Linked DNA regions of Mus musculus: regions 1 and 2 are each linked to region 3. A link is a loop called in an ENCODE intact Hi-C map of the cell type or tissue named here. Cell type or tissue: left cerebral cortex. All regions are shown on one strand.

Region 1 (4,000 bases), 90 kb before region 3:
TACTCGAACAGATGGAAATCATAAAGTGATATTTAGCTACAGATTTTCTGTCACACAGTTTTGCAAACTGAAAAGAAAAATCAACATTTGCAACCAACTAGAAACACAATCCTATCTAGTAAGCTAAAGCGATGGTAATGTGACTCAGACTATAAATGCCTTCATTGTAATGCTTTGCAGCCTTCTGCAGGAAGAGGAAAATGCTAAAGTGGAGCTTCCCAAGGTAAGTCTCGGGGTGATGGAGCAGACCTGGAGATCGGGCGATTCGAGGCATCTTAGTGCGGAAGCAGAGGCATCCTGCTGTCTGGATAGGAGAAATCTGGGTGCAGAGGAAGCTAATGGTGAGTGTTGGTAACTCCTGGGCACCTCAGGGAACGGGGAGAGGCAGAAGCAGCACCCTCGGATCAGGAAGGACGGTCTCCCTCCGCCTGCAGTGGCGCACGCTAGTGTCCTCTACCCCACAGTGAAGAAATGATGTTTTAAAGGCCCACTTCTACTTTCCTAAAGTGGGCAATGAGAGCTTAGTCAGATGGGGGCAGATGATAAATTGATGAGTGGCAAACTCAGCTAGGACTAGGAAAAACTAACCTTTAATTCACCTTAAAGACAAGTGTGGGAAAACTTTAGCTAAAATTATTTCTTGGATCTTTGTTTCCCTAACGTTACTGTTAAGGCACCTTTGTTGATCTTTAATATCACAAAAGTTAAAGATTTTGCCTGCAGTCTGTTTTTCTGTGTTCTAAAACGTGTTTTAAGGCAGGTGAGAGAGCATGGTCTTCACAAAAGCCAGAAATTACCCTTCTTGTTTCCCAACTGTGGGCACATCTTTGGGCGTCTGTGTGGTACTTCCAGAGAGAATAACTCGACTGAGACCTGTTCTGCATGTTCTGCATCTCTGTAAGCAGAGCCACCCGCATCGTGAGCTAGGTCCTGAGATGGATGGGGTGGGGAGGGAACTGAGCTCAGTGCCCCTCTCTGCCTCCTGACCCCTGACCCCACTCAGGGCAGCACCAACCTCATCTGCAGGCCACTCCCACTGCCACACCTTCCCTACCAGGACAGCCTGGGACAGCACAGGGAGCCAGAAGGAGCCCACTTTCTCCTAAGCTGCTCTTGGAAGTTATTCCCAACACTGTCTTACATCAGTTACTGTACAGAGTCGTCACCAGCACCTTAAACATACATGCCAGCTCCTCTGGAATCCTGACTGCCCCGGCACCTCCCTTCTGCTCCCATGCCTGCCCGGCATGCTGAGCCAATACTCACATCAGTTGTTTTATGAGTATAACAGAAAACCTACAGCACAATAAATGTAAGCAGAGGTGAGAAATTCCGCGCTTCTTGAAAATTTTGTTCTTGGTGCCTTGTGCTCTTAGTTTTATAGCTTTAGCCCAAAGATCAAACTTCCTCTCATGCTGATGATCAATTCTTCATCTCCCAGTTAACTTCTTTTACATTCTAGACTCTGAAGACATCTTAAATATACTAAATTATACAAAATGACCAAATTCCTAGGAAAATGTTGTATATATCGATCCCCCTCAAGGGAGAATGCTGGGAAAAAACAATAACCATCTGAGAAATTAATCTGATGTCAGAATCTCTACCAGCTGGGGCTGGAGAGATGGCTCAGTGGGTAAGAGCACTGACTGTTCTTCCAGAGGTCCTGAGTTCAATTCTCAGCAACCACATGGTGGCTTACAACCATCTGTAATGGGATACGATGCCCTCTTCTGGTGTGTCTGAAGACAGCTACAGTGTACTCATATACATGAAATAACTAAATAAGTAAATAAATCTTTAAAAAAAAATCTATACTAGCCACAGCAGCTAATTCTTCTCTAAAGAGGTGATCCAGATTTAATACATGGATTCACCTCATCTATCTTTGAATGAGTCAAACCATACAAGAAGGGGTGTGTGTATTTTATGAGGAATAATGCCATATTCCAACATCAGTAACTAGACTCATATAGTACAATGAAAGACTTATTATAAATACTGATATAATTCAATGAATGCAAACATACAAGTGCTTAGTGAAATTAGCAAATTAAATTCAATGTTAATAATAATAATAATAAGCCAAAATGAAGCAAAGTTTACTCTAGGAATGATGTTTACCCTAGGAATAATTTACTTATTGGAAAGTTGGTATAATTTACTACATTAACAGGTTAAGAGAAAACAGAGCCTCAAATAACAGTTCGATGCATACCAGAAATTTAGTCTGTATGAAACCAAATTTAGTAATGTTGTTTTCAGTTCTGCTCCTCATCCAGGTTTGAAAGAACCAGATACATAAACGTGACGTGAGGACTTGAAGTCATCTTCTCACAGCTGCAGCAGACCTTCATCCCCAGGGGATCCTCACCACACACAGACCCTGGCTTGTACTGCCACAGTCTGCAGAGTCTCTCTGCCTCCAGCTCTGTTACTTTCGAATACTCAGAGCTTTTTCGCATGCCTTCTCTTTCCAAAGAGCTTATTTCTAAAACATATTTCAATAGGTTCAATAAAAAGGGAAAAAAGTGAACCAGGAAAAAGAAAGCAACTGTCTATCCTAAAAGTGAACATATTTGCTATTAAACTCAAGGTTCGCAAGTGCCCGAGGCAGAAGGAAAACAAATCAATTTCCAGACACCCAAGTATCGATCTTTATAACCAAGATTGAGAAAATAGACCCTCAACGTCTATAAGGATTTTCCCAAAGAAAGCTCAGAGCTTTTTCATATGTCCAATTATATATAAAAATAAACAATGTCTTCAACGGGTTTACAGTAAATATAGTGCTTGCAATGACTGTAACTCTGAATAAGATGCACTGCTCATTTCCTTCAAATGTCCTAAAAATATTCCCACTAAGACATAGTGAAGAAATGCTCTGTTGAGTAATATAGATGTTATATAGATGTTCTGGAATGGTCATTTCACAAAATGGACAGTGACAGTGACAGAAAAGTCTGCTCTGAGTGAGGTGAAATACTGGTGGGAAGTGACCCTATAATTGAAGAAGCTGTGCGACACTCAACAGCATGGGGGTGGGGAAAGCTGTGAGGCACTGAGCAGCATGGGAGGGGGGAGAAGCTGTGAGACACTGAGAAGCATGGGAGGGGGGAGAAGCTGTGAGACACTGAGAAGCATGGGAGGGGGAGAAGCTGTGAGACACTGAGAAGCATGGGAGGGGGGAGAAGCTGTGAGACACTGAGAAGAATGGGAGGGGGAGAAGCTGTGAGACACTGAGCAGCATAGGAGGGGGGAGAAGCTGTGAGACACTGAGAAGCATAGGAGGGGGGAGAAGCTGTGAGACACTGAGAAGCATGGGAGGGGGGAGGAGCTGTGAGACACTGAGCAGCATGGGAGGGGGGAGAAGCTGTGAGACACTGAGCAGCATGGGAGGGGGGAGAAGCTGTGAGACACTGAGCAGCATCACTGGCCGCTTCACGCTCAGAGCATTGCAAGGTATACTGTGGTAGGAGGAATCAATTAGTTATGACTGAATGACTGAACACACCGAAGGAAAACTCTGGTAATCATGTTACTATGCAGATTTAAAAATGATTGAGTCAGATTTCAGGCTGACCCTCCTCAGCTCCTGAGACAAATCCCTTCTAGGTATGCTTTCCTCTCCAATATCACACATAAGAAACTTAGACCATCAATTTGTAAGCACGCATCTTAGACCTAGATCTGTCATCCTGACAAACTACCTCTGGTTCTGGACAGCAGTCCTACTACAGAGAATTCTGTCTACTCACTTGGAGAGGGCGCTCAGCACGCTGCTGAGATTTAAACTGTGTTGATCCTGTTAGCTAAGACAGATGGAGCAGGATGCCAGGCCTTGACTCTATTCCCCATGAGCAAATGGAAGGATGGAAGGGAGAGGAGACAGACATGCTCATATGGCCAAGCCTTTCAAGGAGTAGTAAGAATTCTGGGGCCACATTTTTGATAAAGAAGTCAATGCTTGCTAAACAGAAATCTGACTTCATATGAAGGA
Region 2 (4,000 bases), 47 kb after region 3:
TGCACCCTACCCCACGCCTGCTCTGCTTCTCTGGGGAGATTTAGTGGCAGTTATGTTTCAACTTCCTTGGCAGGATCACGCGCCCTCAAACACGAGCCACTGCAGAATAGACTTAGAGCAAGAATGGCTGCCCCGAAAGTTTCCACTTGGTGATAGGAGTGATAAATTAGTCTCTTTACCATTAGGTAATCTGTAACATGCCAGATTAATTAAGGTCATATTTTATCAAATTGAAGCTTGTATCAGAGCCCTTTCCAATGTTGTGATATAAATCTCAAACTGGCCTAATCCGGAAAGGAAGTGAGCAGCAGCCCTAACTGAAGAGTCCAGTGGTGTCTGGCTTTCCATACAGCCTCAGAGAAGAGAGATCATTAGCCCATTGCCTGACTTTTTTATAAGATTAATTTTTATTTTTACTTATGAATGTGTGTCTCCCACATGTATGTGGGTACCTGCAGAGGCCAGAAAGGGTGCAGTATTCCTTGGATATGGGATTATCAACTTCCTGATGTGGGTTCTGGGAACTGAACCCAGGCCCTATGGAAAAGCATTCCGCCCTGAGCCATCTCTCCGGGCCCCATCAAGTGCTCCTGTAAATAGTTTTAGTGGCACGAAGCCACGTAACTTCTTTACACAGTGTCTAAGGCCGCTCTCAAGCCATAATGCGTTGGGTCCTCGCAGGAATGATCTGATATATTTATGATCCTGCCTTTTCCAGTAAAAGCTTGCCAGCCCCTGGCTCCAGGGCTCGGATGATGTCATCAGGATTCTCAAGCCATCCATTGACTACATACAGTCTTTCTCCCGGGTGACCTTGCTCTCAGCTTCTTTCAGTTCTGATATTCCTTCCTGCAAATAGCCTCAGTTGAAAGATCATTTCTTTTCTGGTAACTCTTTGAAAAGCCCTTGAAGTGACTCTCATTGGCTATTTGGATGAGATACTCATCCTTCGATTGATGATCAACAGGGAGGAGGAATTATCCCACACGGCTTGCTCTGAGTTATCTGTCTAGCCCTGGTGGGGTTGGGGCCAGCCACATCCAGGACACATGGAGAGAGAATGATGGAGTGACCCTCCCAAAGGCAAAACAACAACAACAGCAACTAGCATCTCCGGGATGAAACCTCTCCTCCACCTCAAGGCTGGACACAGTCTAATCTTGGACAGTTCTCAGGATGTGTTAATGAGACTTGTGTGTGTGTGTGTGATCTCAGACCCCAAGGCAGTCCTAGTAATGACAATGACCTGTTATTGATGAGTTTTGATGCCAGACTACAGTAAGCATTTAATTAGAATTATCTTATTTATTCTCCAGACAACTATAAACTAGGTGTTTTTAACTTCTACTTTACAAATGAGAGGTTTAATAAAGGCCTGCTCGGAGGAAGCGGGGTGCTAAACAGCAAGCAATGGTGCAGCTTTATTGCGATTATTGTTATTAGAACGGCAGCAGAAGTCGTTTGTATCTGACCAACCTGAAATCAAGTCCTGGCTCTGTTCTCAACCCTAGGATTCACAGCTAGACAGTAAGTTACAAAAAGAGAAGGATCATGTTTGTCCTCAACCCTGGTCTTGTCAGTATGTCCCCAGTAGGCACACAGTAAAACACCCTCACAAACTTATATTAATGAGTTACAATCTCTAAGCCTGAAATTTTAAATGTGAAATATGCAAAATACATACACACACATAACTCTGGAAGAGATTTCATGATAGAGCACACACCGAACACTTGGGTTGGTGCCGGGTGTTATTTGCTGGCCCTCAATAAGTGTCCAATAAGTAGCAACAATTGCAGCGATTTTTCGAATACTTAACCACACCCTGTAATGCACAGATTGGCTCATCTGATTCTCAAGCCCCTGCCTCCACACTACAAGTGAACTGAGTCTGTATTCTTCCTTTGTCCTGAGTACTGAGGGTGTGTCCCGCCCTCTCACCAGTGAATCCAACTCTTTCTATTAACTCCCAGGACTCTGAGGCATTTCATTCAAGTTCTGCGAAATGATGGCTTCTCCTTTTCTCTCCTGCATTATTGGAAGAAATAAAAGCATCTTTCTTCAAAAACACAATGAAGACTTTTCTCTCAGCCCTCCTTCTCTTTCCCCCATTATTTCCAGAGAGCAAGGTTGGGTTGTAGGAGGCTCTGTTGCCTGGCAGGAGGCTGTAATTCACAGAGAGCCAACAGCTGGAGCCAGCCAGGCCCTGGCCTCACCAGCCCTCCCTCCCTGCTCCAGTAGGCTCTTCTTTCCCAGAATTGCCTGCTGCCATCTGCTGGCCATATGATGTCACTGCACTGATATCTCCTAAGTGTCTGAAGGAGCCTTCTTTCGGCTTCCCAGTATCTTCAGGATCCTCTGGTAGACAGTGCTTTCAGGGGGCATCTGGTAGACAGACAGTGCTAGCAGGGAGGGCAACAGAGAGTTTCGAGGTAAGGTGCTTGGGCCAACATGGCTGGGAAGAAGAAACTCACAGCTCAAACGAGGGAAGCTCAAACCATGAATCCTCCTTCCCTCTGACAAACACGCTTTCTTGCTCAGAGCCACCTGTTTGTTATCCCCAACCCATCTCCCACCCAACAGCACCCTGTTATTCTCTCAGCCACACCAGTAGCTCAAATAAGCTGTATTGCCACAGCAATCATACTACTTAATTTTTTTTCAAATAGTTTCCTGTGGAAAAGTTACAAGAATAGTTACAAAGAATTGCCCTACATCCTTCTTCCAGCCAAGTCCACTTAAGATTTTCCGGTGGAATCGGCAGCTTTTTATAAGCAGAGGATTCAAGCCAGGATCACACATTTTTTCTGCTTCCCATGAGTCTCAACGTCTTCCTCATTTGGAACATTCCTGACTTCTGCTTCTATTTTAGACTTCGGGATAGATGCTGACATTGTAAGCAGTTCCAGCCAGAGCTGTAGAGTGCCTTCAGTCCGTCTGATGCTGGCTAGTCAGCTTATGCATTATCAGCTAACACGTTAACACGTTAACCAGTCATTTCACGGCACTGACTCTGGTGACCCACGCTGTTTCCTGTGGTATGGCTTTGGATCACTTTGATGTGATTGTCTGTGTGTATGTCTGTGAATGGCACCCTAGGAGGTCAGAGGAAGTTGTCAGTCCCCTGGAACTGGAGCTACACATGGTTGTGAGCCACTGTGTGGGTGCCTGGAATTGAACTTGGGTCATCTGGAAGAACAGCCGGTGCTCTTGACCACTGAGTCATCTCCTGGCCCCATCAGCTTGGTTTTTATAATACAGTGCAGGACTACCACGTGCCAGGGGAATGGTGTCTCAAACAGTGGGCTCTCCAACTTCAACTAACAATTAAGATCATACCCTACAGACATGCCCCTAGGTCAGTCCAATACAGAGCAATCCTCCAGGTCCTTGGGTGAGAGTTCCTCTCAGCTGACTCTAGGGTGTGTCAGAGCTAACTACTTAAAGCTAACGGATAAAACTAACTAGGATGTTAGTCTTGCCATAGCTCGTGGCCCTGCTGGACCACTGCCTCTTCTGCTTGGCCTCGCCTGATACCTTTTTCAGACAGTTAGGGGAGGGGGTAAAAGGGAGAAAATGAAAAAAATACTGTGTTTTAAGAATAGAAAAAGGATGCCGGGTGTGGTGACACACGCCTTTAATCCCAGCACTTGAGAGGCAGAGGCAGGCAGATTTCTGAGTTTGAGGCCAGCCTGGTCTACAGAGTGAGTTCCAGGACAGCCAGGGCTACACAGAGAAACCCTGTCCCGAAAAACCAAGAAAAAAAAAAGAGAATAGAAAAATGTGCCCATTCTTGCCACTATTGTCGATCATGTGACATACAATTAATACCATGGATTACTGGAGGTACGATCTCCACAGACATGTCCACCTCGAGAAGACAATGACCGTGGCTCATCGTGGATTGTAGCTCCAGGGCCTAATGCAATGGCTGCTGCACTACTTCCTGTCTTCCCAACCACAGCATCAGGTCCGCAGAGCCTGGCTTTTGTGTGGGTTC
Region 3 (4,000 bases):
TGACAGGACTTTTTTTTTCCCATTTATGAAAACTATGAGGGTACGCATGGTTCTACCTGTGGTGTTCTATATCCTCAGCTATTCTGGTGGCGTCCACAAACAGCTTCCAAGCGCTGGAGAGGAAACTGTTAGGTCAGGAAGACAATAGGCACATTCAATCAGGTTGAGCCTCTACAGCTAGAGAATTCCAAAAGCCAATTGAAGAAATAGTAAATACAAGTGCTCATTTTAACAACTTTTAATTTATTGTAAGCTGAGTCACTTTCTTTCCTGTAAAACTGGATCATGAATGAGGCCAGACTCTGACTGTAAATGTTGTACAGATGAGCCACGTGAAAGGCAAAAGGAGATACTGTTCAACCTTCAATATTTAAACTGAATAACTTTTAGCACATAAAACCTTTCTAAATCCAGTACATACATTCAGTAGTTCTTCAAATTTCACTCTAGAAAGGAGGACTGGACTGCAAGTACCTTTGGCTTCTCTTTCACACGGAGCTGGACATCAATCAAACGATTCTTGCTTTTATAACACTATTCTTTAAAATGTGTTCAAGGCTTCCTTAAAATCTACCAAAAACTTGGAAATATCTACTATATATAAAATTTAAATTCTTTTCTGGTACTTCTTTTCTTGAAAATTAATCCGCACCCCCAAGCTGCATCTAGCTGTTCCTCAAGGTAACTTTAAATCGTGTTTAAGAAACAGGCAAGGTCAAAGTGTATGCAAAAGCTGTTTCCCATATTCAAATTACATTCTCTGAGCTGATTTTCAAGTGTCACATACATTTTTAAATCAAAACGCGTCAATGATTAAGTCCCTGTCTCCAGAGCACTTCCAAATACCAAAGTTCTCCACTATCCGGAAGCACCCGACTATCCGCGCTTTCGACTGCTGTTGCACAAGTTCGCACTCCAATTTTGTGTTTCAAGCACCCTTTTCCATTCGGGCACTGAGAGAGACGCTTTAAGAGACCCATATGGTTCACTCTCCCCACTCTTTTCCTTTCACAAGGTAAACCCTGCAATTCCAAACCCTCAACGTTCCCCTCTTGTACATGCAATCAGCCTAAACTTACGACCCCACTCTGAAGCCCAAATCAACCAGTTTAGCGTCACTCATAAAGAACTTCAGTCCCCCAGATGTCTCCTTTTCGTGCCATCATCGGCTCCGCTGTCCCACACCGCCAGCCTACCAAAGCTGTCAGTTCTAAGGTCCCTTACTGCCCTAGGCTCAGGCATGCCTGCCACTCACTACGGTGAGCCGCTTTCACTCCCCATCATTCCCGGAGTCTCCTTCCATTTCTACCCATCTCCCCGCGACGAATCTCCCCACGACCACCATCCCCAAAGGATCCTGTGCCCAGGTGCCCCTAATTCAAATTCCAGTCCCCATCTCTGCACATGACTGGGGCTTTGCAGAACGATTTGGAAGAGAAGAGAGAGGGAGCGTTTGTGTCCTCCAGCAGCACCAGCTCCAGGCAGACCTGGGTCCCCTCTCTCAGTGAAGGGCCGACGGGGCAGCCCTCTGGCCAGAGACCTCGCGCGTGCAGCTCATCAGCCCAGCTTCCCTCCCCGGTGGCGGGAGCTCGACGTGCCCGGGTCCCAGCTCTCGAGGTTCTCCGAGGCCCCCTGAGGAAGCCCACTTGCTATAGCCGGCAATGCCCACCCGCCAGCCCGGCCCCGGCGCACCGCTCGGCTGCCTCACCTAGCTTCGCCCGGGACTCCTCCAGCTTCTGGATCTGGTTCTCCAAGAAGAGCATCGCCACCGCGAAGGCCACCACCGCCAGCAGCTGCAACTTGGGCGGCATCATAATCCTGAGGAGCCCCATGAAACCCGCCGCTCGCGATCAAGACATACCGCGGGGGGCGGGGAGCGGGGCCCCGAGGGCGACCGAAGCGCCGGGAGGAGACCCCGACCCGGGAGCTGCGCGGACTGCCGCGCCGCAGCGACCCCCTCCTCCTCTCCGGTCTCCCGCCCGCGGGAGCCAGCGCCGGCCGCCTGGTGCACGCTTCTCCCCGGCCCACTCGACGGCCCTGGCGCCCTCCTGCCGCTGCCGCTGCCGCTGCCCCCTGGCTTCGGGACCCCACGGCCGCACGCCCTCTTCCCTCGCTTCCTCCCTTCCCTCCCTCGGTCGCTCGCGGCCGCGCGCTCCTCCGGTGGCGATGCGGCTGCGGCTGCGCCGCCCTCGGCCCGCCCCCTCCCCTCCCCCTCGGCCACCACGCGCACGCCTTGACGCACGCTGCCCGGCAACCAGAGGCTCCACCCCCATCCTCCGGTACAGTGGTGTTCATTGGTCCGAAGAGAGGCCGCTTCTCGCCCTTTCGGTTCGATTTACGGTTGGGTTCCTTGTCACGGGACTCAAGCAAGGCGTTGTCCGATTGGGTAAACTTGGAGGAGGCGGGGCTACTGATGGCCGAGCTGGGGCTTCGTGGATAGCCGATTGAATGTCGTGAATAAGAAGCCCCGGTGTGGGGAGTTTAGGAAAATGCCTAATTTGAATCTCTAAAAGAACCTGAGGACTGTTTAACAATCGATCACTTACAGGCTCCCATGGTCGCCTAACTAACACTCGTCTTTGTGGGATAATAGGCTTGTAGCAGTGGCCTTTCGCGGCGGGTTTCGCGTCAGGCAGTGCAGTGGACGTCCCCGGCACAGGGGTCCTCAGACCCCTGAAGATTGACGGCAGACCGCAGGGATGGCGGCAGGGCAGGGTGGGTGGCTGCGGCCCGCTCTGGGGCTGCGCTTGCTGCTGGCGACTGCGTTTCAAGCGGTGAGTGTGGACCGCCTCTGGGGCTGCCTCAAGGCTGGTCGGAGAGCGCGGATGTGGAAGGGCAAACCCGGGGCCACGCTTGGGAGCCGCCCGTGGAACGGGCTGCCTTAGCGGCCGCTTCCATCCGGAATGAAACGTGGCAGAATTCCAGCCGGAGCTCTAGAGACGATGGTTTCCTCGCTTCAGGCAGCTAGGATCGGTTTTTCAGAGCACAGAGGGTACATAGTCAGTAATGCTTAGAAAGGAGGGACGTTTCTTTGAGTGAGACACAAGTGAATGAAACTACCGCTGCTTACAAACTCCCAAACCTTAAAGGGTTTTGGTCCAGACAAGCGGTTTTCCTCGTTAACCAGACGACACGGGTTCTAAATCTCTGAAAGGAGTTAACCTGGTTTTGACTTACTTAGCTACTCATGAAGCAACTGTATTTTTGGTAAATTCCTCTATGGGAGTTTTCCACCCATATTTACATGTCTTTGTACTTAGGATACTTAAGTGATTTGTCCAAGATTTTGGAAAGTTAAAATTATACCGTAGGTCTCTAAATACTCTGTTCTTCATAGGTCTTATAGTTCACAAACGTTGTCTCTGCTTTTCTTACTTTGTCCAAAGAGTGGATTCTTAGCGTCTTACATTGCAATACAATGTTGTTTTGAAACATCTGGTACTTCAGAAAACACTTAGGGAACATCCCTTTAAACTTTTATACTGGAAACATAAGTAAATTGTTGGCTTTTCCCTCCCATTGTAGTCGTTTGAATGTGTTACCACTACCAAAAGTAACAAAGGAGTAATGTTTTCAAACTATCTTCAAAATCTCAGTAGGCTATGGCTTTGTAAATACCTGCCCCCACCCCCTTGCCAATCAATGTTTTTAAACAATTTAACCATCCTTTATGTTAGTGAAGCAGTTCCCTCATGGATGCACTGTTTGAGCTAGTTGGTGAATTTAACTAAAAACCCAAAGCTACTGTAGTTCTAGTCAGTGCCATTAACAGGGACCGCTCAGTTCTGCTGCTAACTCATCTCCCAGTAAATGACTGACTTCTTTTTCACAGCCGTCTCAGGACAATACTCCAAAAGAGCAGAAGCCTCTTAAGACCTTGCCATGGAGATCACAGATTCCCTCCTGGGAGACAAGGCTAAAAACAGAAAGCCAGATCCTCCCACTGTGTAAATAGATCCAAACTCCATCACATTAGACTTGTCAGAGTAAGTCCCCAGAC

Evidence for each region. A loop is a pair of places that touch in the nucleus more often than their neighbours do. Peaks named below come from ENCODE experiments on the same cell type or tissue, not always from the same donor. Only the 100,000 strongest peaks of a DNase experiment are listed, where the experiment ranks them.
Region 1: a loop joins it to region 3, with 1.8 times the contacts of the local background. A loop is called at or near these places in 2 of 42 quality-filtered maps.
Region 2: a loop joins it to region 3, with 2.3 times the contacts of the local background. A loop is called at or near these places in 15 of 42 quality-filtered maps.

The regions. Positions count from the first base shown.
Region 1 is chr3:144,478,462-144,482,461 of GRCm38, forward strand. All of the region lies in intron 1 of Hs2st1 (heparan sulfate 2-O-sulfotransferase 1), which reads right to left. Among named protein-coding and RNA genes, the nearest start is that of Gm43707, 32 kb to the right of the region's middle. In left cerebral cortex, a CTCF peak has its summit at 1,742 (motif pointing left); DNase peaks (open chromatin) are centred at 119 and 3,755.
Region 2 is chr3:144,614,959-144,618,958 of GRCm38, forward strand. No RefSeq gene overlaps it. Among named protein-coding and RNA genes, the nearest start is that of Selenof, 47 kb to the left of the region's middle. In left cerebral cortex, a CTCF peak has its summit at 2,282 (motif pointing left); DNase peaks (open chromatin) are centred at 2,268 and 2,773.
Region 3 is chr3:144,568,026-144,572,025 of GRCm38, forward strand. It overlaps Hs2st1 (heparan sulfate 2-O-sulfotransferase 1), which reads right to left and starts at 2,191. Exons shown (of 7, transcript NM_011828.4): 1 at 1,709-2,191. The coding sequence starts at 1,832. Selenof (selenoprotein F) reads left to right here and starts at 2,402. Exons shown (of 5, transcript NM_053102.2): 1 at 2,402-2,774. The coding sequence starts at 2,700. In left cerebral cortex, a CTCF peak has its summit at 2,075; DNase peaks (open chromatin) are centred at 958, 1,254, 1,790 and 2,360; H3K4me3 peaks cover 3,541 bases; H3K27ac peaks cover 2,342 bases.